Regions from separate parts of the Homo sapiens genome. Here region 1 is linked to region 2. Evidence: read pairs that join two places in POLR2A ChIA-PET (ENCODE). Cell type or tissue: PC-3. All regions are shown on one strand. Links, peaks and the distances in the headings refer to the core of each region. The heading gives the core; the rest is flanking DNA. Region 1 has its middle 23 kb from the start of GATAD1. Region 2 overlaps FAM133B (family with sequence similarity 133 member B).

Region 1 (2,919 bases), core at 258-2,757, 140 kb before region 2:
CCAAGAAAGGCACTGAGGTTGTGCCCAGGCCCACAGTCAGGCCCACCAAGGCATGAGGACAACAGAGCAGTGGCCGCAGGGCTGAAGGCATGCCCAGCTCCAAGGCTGCTCTGCCAGAGGCAAATCCAGAGACTGGGCTGACCCACTGGTCCACGGGCAGAGCCAGGAAAGACTCCTCCAGTCTCCAGGGGTAAAAATGAAGGCCCATCCTAGTACGAGGCCTGCGAGAGAAGGCTTTGAACTCCCGCTGGCCAAGGATGGCCAGGAGCAGAGGCTGGGAAAGAAGTGGAGTCTCCAAAGTCCTGGGTTGCCCCTCTGGCATCTCCAAACCCAGTGGGTAATTGCCTGATTCTCTACTTTGTACAACTTAATTAAGTTGGCTTTCTCTATTTCCATTATAGGGAAAACAGTGTATCTAGTCTCCATACAAATGATATTTAATAATGTGCTTGCTTCCAGCCTTCCTCTCCAGATGACTTTCTTCCTCTTATACTGGATCGGTTGCTTCCTATTTCTCCAGCTCCAGCAGCACATGAAGGAGGTGTACATGTGTGTGGTGTGGATGGTGTATATGTGAGTTTGAGTGAGGTGTGTGTGGTGTGTGTGCCTGTGTGTCTGTGTAATATGTGTAAGTGTGTGAGTGTGCATGTGTATGTGGTGTATGTGGTATGAGTAGTGTGTGTAAATGTGTGGTGTGTGTATGACTGTGTGTGTATGTGCTATGAGTGGTGTGTGTAAATGTGTGGTGTGTGTGTGACTGTGTGTGTGTATGTGGCGTAAGGGGTGTGTGTGGTGCGAATGGCATGAGGGGGTGTGGAGTGTGTGTGACTGTGTGTTGTGTGTGTAAATGTGTGACTGTATGTGTAATTGGGAGCGACTGGGAGGAGACAGGGAGAGAGAAGAGGAAATGGTTTCAAGCTAGAAAATGGCTTTCGGTTTTTGAAAGAGTGGAAGAGAGAATAGGAAGAGGCCGTGGAAGTCACAACTGTCTGAAGACTTCAAGAGCTCAGAACATGGGCTCAAGAGGCCAAAATTCTATGGGACAAAAGCTGTTGTCAGTGAAATGTGTTTTCCTTTTTTCCCTCAACTCCTTTTCTGAAATGGGCTTTTTCCCATATATCTTTTAACCCTTGGGCATGAGGTTAAGTCTGGAAAACATAACTAATGCTTTGCCCCTGTATAATATCTCTTCTTTTAAGCCGTTACTTGCTTTGAGATAAACAGCAAAACCTCAGAGATGAGAGCTTCCTTGGAGACCAATAACTTTTATCTCTTGTAATAAACGTTAAGGCCATTTAAAATTTTTAAGTAAAAAACTCAAACATTTCTGGGAAACCAGCACGCCCTCCTGTCGCCCTTCCCCCACCGTCTCGGCTCCCAGATTCCCGCCTCTGTCTGGCTTCCAGCCCCGCCCCGTTCTGAGTGTGATCTGTGCTGTCAGTGCAGGAACTGGGACACCCCACTGCTGGCCCGGGCAGTGAACAGGGTACCCACACCAGCTAAGGAAGCCTCCTCCATGCTTTGGCAGGTGAGGCAATGTCCAAACGTGGACAGCAGGCAGCCCGTCTTCTCCAGCCTCAGGAGCTAGCTATTCCTCCCAGCATGTAAATCCCCAGGGTCGCTACACCGTACTGGTGCTGAGTCTCACCGACGGTCACGTGTTCTTGCTCACTTTGACCACCAGGGGGCGCAGAACCAAACCTAGGCTCCAGACGCGTGCATAGGACTTGATGCATTTTGTACACTAATCTAACCATTATCTTTATTTTCTAGCCCATTTTTCCTTTCATCAGATTTCTCCATTAATTGATCTTATCTTCGTATATTATGGATATTTTTATAAGCCACCTCAAGTCTTATTTGGAATCAGATGGGGAATAAATCAATTGGTAAATAAATCTTCCCGTGAAAGAATGATCAACACTGCTTGGGAAGAAATGCCAACCTTCCCCAAAAAAGAATCGTTTGCTGGCCGGGCGCGGTTGCTCACATCTGTAATCCCAGCACTTTGGGAGGCCGAGGCAGGCGGATCACCTGAGGTCAGGATTTCTTAGACCAGCCTGGCCAACATGGTGAAACCCCATCTCTACTAAAAATACAAAAATTAGCCGGGCGTGGTGGTATGCACCTATAATCCCAGGTACTCGGGAGGCTGAGGCAGGAGAATCGCTTGAACCTGGGAGGCGGAGGTTGCAGTGAGCCGAGATCGTGCCATTGCACTCCAGCCTGGGCGACAAGAGCGAGAGACTTCGTCTCCAAAAAAAAAAAGAAAGAATTGTTTGCTGACAATCTCCTGAATCATACTGAGACGGTTCTGGGTTTTCATAAGAGGACCCAAACACTCTCGGAGTTACTATCTGTGAGCTTCAGAGAGACCACACCTCCGGGAGGCAAGAGGTTTGGCTTGACCCGCCTGACTCCTGGAGGATGCCGGGTCCCTGGGGAGGAGCCCTGCGACCTTTGGGGAGCTAAGCCCTGAGTTGGAATGCAGGGAAACTGGTGGAAATTCGAGTTCTATTCAGGTTTAGAAAAATCTAGGAGCTTCAGGTACCTGCTGAGAGCTGGCACGATCCTGGGGTTTCTGTGGGCAGCACAGAAAGGAATTGGCTGCAAGAAAGGGAGCCACCCTGGGTTCTGTGGTCTAGGGTGGCACCAACGACAGAAAATGGGCAGATGTGGCGAAGCCTTGTGAGTGGAAGCCACCACAATGAGGCGCTGGGGAACCCGGAACGCGGGACCAGGAACCAAGCCGCAGTTAAATCAGGAGAGCCCTCTCAGCCCCTGACTCTGCGGTGCTGGGAAAGCCCTCATGAGCTGAGATGCATCTCAAGCTGTGGAAATGAGGGAGAACCTCGCTCAGAGATGGGTTCTGCTTCCAGTGGGACTTCAAGAAGAAATAAAATACATTTTACAAGAATA
Region 2 (2,919 bases), core at 249-2,748:
CAAGCTCTGCCTCCCGGGTTCACGCCATTCTCCTGCCTCAGCCTCCCGAGTAGCTGGGACTATAGGTGCCCGCCACCATGCCCGGCTAATTTTTTGTATTTTTAGTAGAGACGGGGTTTCACCGTGTTAGCCAGGATGGTCTCGAGCTCCTGACCTCATGATCCACCTGCCTCAGCCTCTCAAAGTGCTGGGATTACAGGCGTGAGACACAGCGCCCAGCCCTGAGCTTATATTTCTAACAGTAAAATACTGAAATGGAAACAGGACATGCTTGCTACCAGGGTATTTTTTATTTTTCCTGAACCATTTTGACTTTCTCCTACCCATTAAGTGAAGCTGCTGAACACACCACACCTTTCCCAACAAATACTTATTTGGTCCCAGTAAATCCAATCAAGCTTTACCATGACTCATTTTATATTAAACCAAAACACCTATTCTATTGTCTGTAAAAACGTTAAGAGATACTTGCTGTTGCTTTTTCTCGTTCTTCACTGCTTTTCTTCTTTTTTGCTCGCACCTAGAAAGTTTAAATTTTTGTGGAGAACAGAAGACAAACATGTAATTTGTACTCAAGGCATTTTTCTTTCATTCTCTATCTTGCATCTTCAAAATTTAAATGTAAAAAACATTTTGACAATCACAGGACATTTAAAATAACTCCTGTTATATCTCAATGAGGTTTCAATAAAAAACATAAAGGAAGGACAATTAAGACGTAAAATCTCTAGACAGCTTCTCTTATATTCCCTTTCAGCACCTAAAAAAATGTGGTACAGTGGAAAAAAACATCAGCTTTAGGCCGAGTGTGGTTGCTCTTGCCTGTAATCTCAGCATTTTGGGAGGCCAAGGCAGGAGGCTTGCTTGAGCCCAGGAGTTCAAGGCCAGCCTGAGCAACATAGTGAGAGCTCCCCCATCTCTACCAAGAAAAAAAAAAAAGAAAAAGAAAAAATAGCTGGGCACAGTGGCATGTGCCTGTAGTCCCAGCTAACTGGAAGGTTGAGATGGGAGGATCACTTGAGCCCAGGAGGTTGAGGCTGCAGTGAGCCCTGTTTGCACCACTGCACTCCAGCCTGGGCGACAGACTGACACCTTGTCTCAAAACAGGCAAACAAAACATCAGCTCTGAAATGAGATAGATTCCAAGGTCTGAATCCTATCTTACTCTCAACATCTGTAAAATGTAGATAATATCCACCCTCAAGGGGAAGTGCCTAAAATACAGCAGGTATTTCTCTCACTCTATGGTGCTCAACAAATGGTAGCTCTATATTCAGTGTAGTTAGTATAAAGCCAATAGGTTAAAATTCTAAGTAAGAATTATCATCCCATTTATATTTTATTTCAATCTTTTTGAGTGTGGTACACTGGATTTAAATTAAACTGAGGCCGGGGGCAGCGGCTGGTGCCTGTGATCCCAGCGCTTTGATAGGCCAAGGTGGGAGAATTGCTTGAGGCCAGGAGTTCAAGACCAGCCTGGGTAACCTAGTTAAGACTTCACCTCTACAAAAAAATTTTTGTTAAAAATTAGTGGGGTGTGGTGGCATGTGACTGTAGTCCTAGCTACTTGGAAGGGTGAAGTGGAAAATCACTTGAGCCCAGGAGTTCCAGGCTGCAGTGATCTATGACTGCACCATTGCCCTCCAGCCTGGGCGATAGAGCAAGAACCTGCCTCTAAAAAAATAAGAATAAATAAGCTGAAAGTTGTCAAAGCTTTCATAAACTTTCGTATTACATGTTAAGTCCAAATGTGAGATATTTCATATTAAACTTGCTACCATGTAGCAGACAAACATAATACAACACTAATACATTACATACAAAACAATATTTATAAATTTGCCTAATGTTGAATTGCGTGGTTTTGCTGCTAAGTGACTACGACATTAAATACATGACAAATACATAAAAATGCAATTAACAATAAAAGGAAGCATGAGGACTAAAAAAAATATAACACATTAAGCACTAGAGATCACAAGCTCACAACAGAGATCACTAACTCACTAGCTCTCTTTACCGAGCACCTAGGAAACAATATTTTTATTGTTATTCTTGTTATTACAATGACTAAGGGTGACAGCAGATGTACTACATCTATATTTAGCCAGGCAGAGATGAGGGATGCTGTCACGCCATGTCCTGAACAGCCCTGTACATCCTCCACGACTTTTGAATAGCCTGCTAAACATTCATGTGATGAATCTGTTTACAATACAGAAACTAAAATTTTTTTTTTTTTGACAAAGTCTCGCTCTGTTGCCCAGGATGGAGTGCAGTGGTGTGATCTCGGCTCACTGCAGCCTCTGCCTTTCCGGTTCAAGCGATTCTCCTGCCTCAGCCTCCTGAGTAGCTGGGATTGCGGGTCTGTGCCACCATGTCTGGCTAATTTTTGTATTTTTAGTAGAGACAGGGTTTTGCCATGCTGGCCAGGCTGGTCTTTAACTCCCGACCTCAGGTGATCCATCTGCCTTGGCCTCCCAAAGTGCTGGGATACAGGCGTGAACCACCACACCTGGCCCAGAAACTAAATTTTAAAAAATAAAATTTTTTTATTTTTTTAAAGAGATAGGGTTTCGCTATGTTGCCCAAGCTGGTCGTAACTCCTGGTCTGAACTGATTCTCCTGCCATAGCCTCCCAAATTGCTGAGATTACAGGTGCCACAAGAGGCTGAGCCACTGCACCAAGCCTCTTGTGCAGGATTTTAAGATATACTGTAATGCCACTGTATGGTTTTTGAAGGGCGTATGTAATATACACCTGCTACAGCCTGCATTTTGTTTTTTCTTAAGATTCTATGTCTTCTGGTGTTACAGCATTGACTGATTGATTGAGATGGAGTTTCACTCTTGTTGCCCAGGCTGGAGTGTGATGGCACAATCTTGGCTCACTGCAACCTCCGCCTCCCGGGTTCAAGT

Evidence for each region. ChIA-PET counts read pairs that join two places held together with the same protein. Peaks named below come from ENCODE experiments on the same cell type or tissue, not always from the same donor. Only the 100,000 strongest peaks of a DNase experiment are listed, where the experiment ranks them.
Region 1: POLR2A ChIA-PET joins it to region 2 with 8 read pairs; 2 of 35 experiments call an interaction of 5 or more read pairs at or near these places.

What each region holds. Positions count from the first base shown.
Region 1 is chr7:92,423,084-92,426,002 of GRCh38, forward strand. It overlaps the pseudogene TMBIM7P. Among named protein-coding and RNA genes, the nearest start is that of GATAD1, 23 kb to the right of the region's middle. RefSeq lists an enhancer at 1-386 and a silencer at 1,644-1,763. In PC-3, for the core only: a CTCF peak has its summit at 1,695 (motif pointing right); a DNase peak (open chromatin) is centred at 1,658; H3K4me3 peaks cover 1,051 bases.
Region 2 is chr7:92,565,542-92,568,460 of GRCh38, forward strand. It overlaps FAM133B (family with sequence similarity 133 member B), which reads right to left. Exons shown (of 11, transcript NM_152789.4): 10 at 473-520. Among named protein-coding and RNA genes, the nearest start is that of FAM133B, 23 kb to the right of the region's middle. In PC-3, for the core only: no CTCF peak of the experiment used is centred there; no DNase peak of the experiment used is centred there; H3K27ac peaks cover 1,499 bases.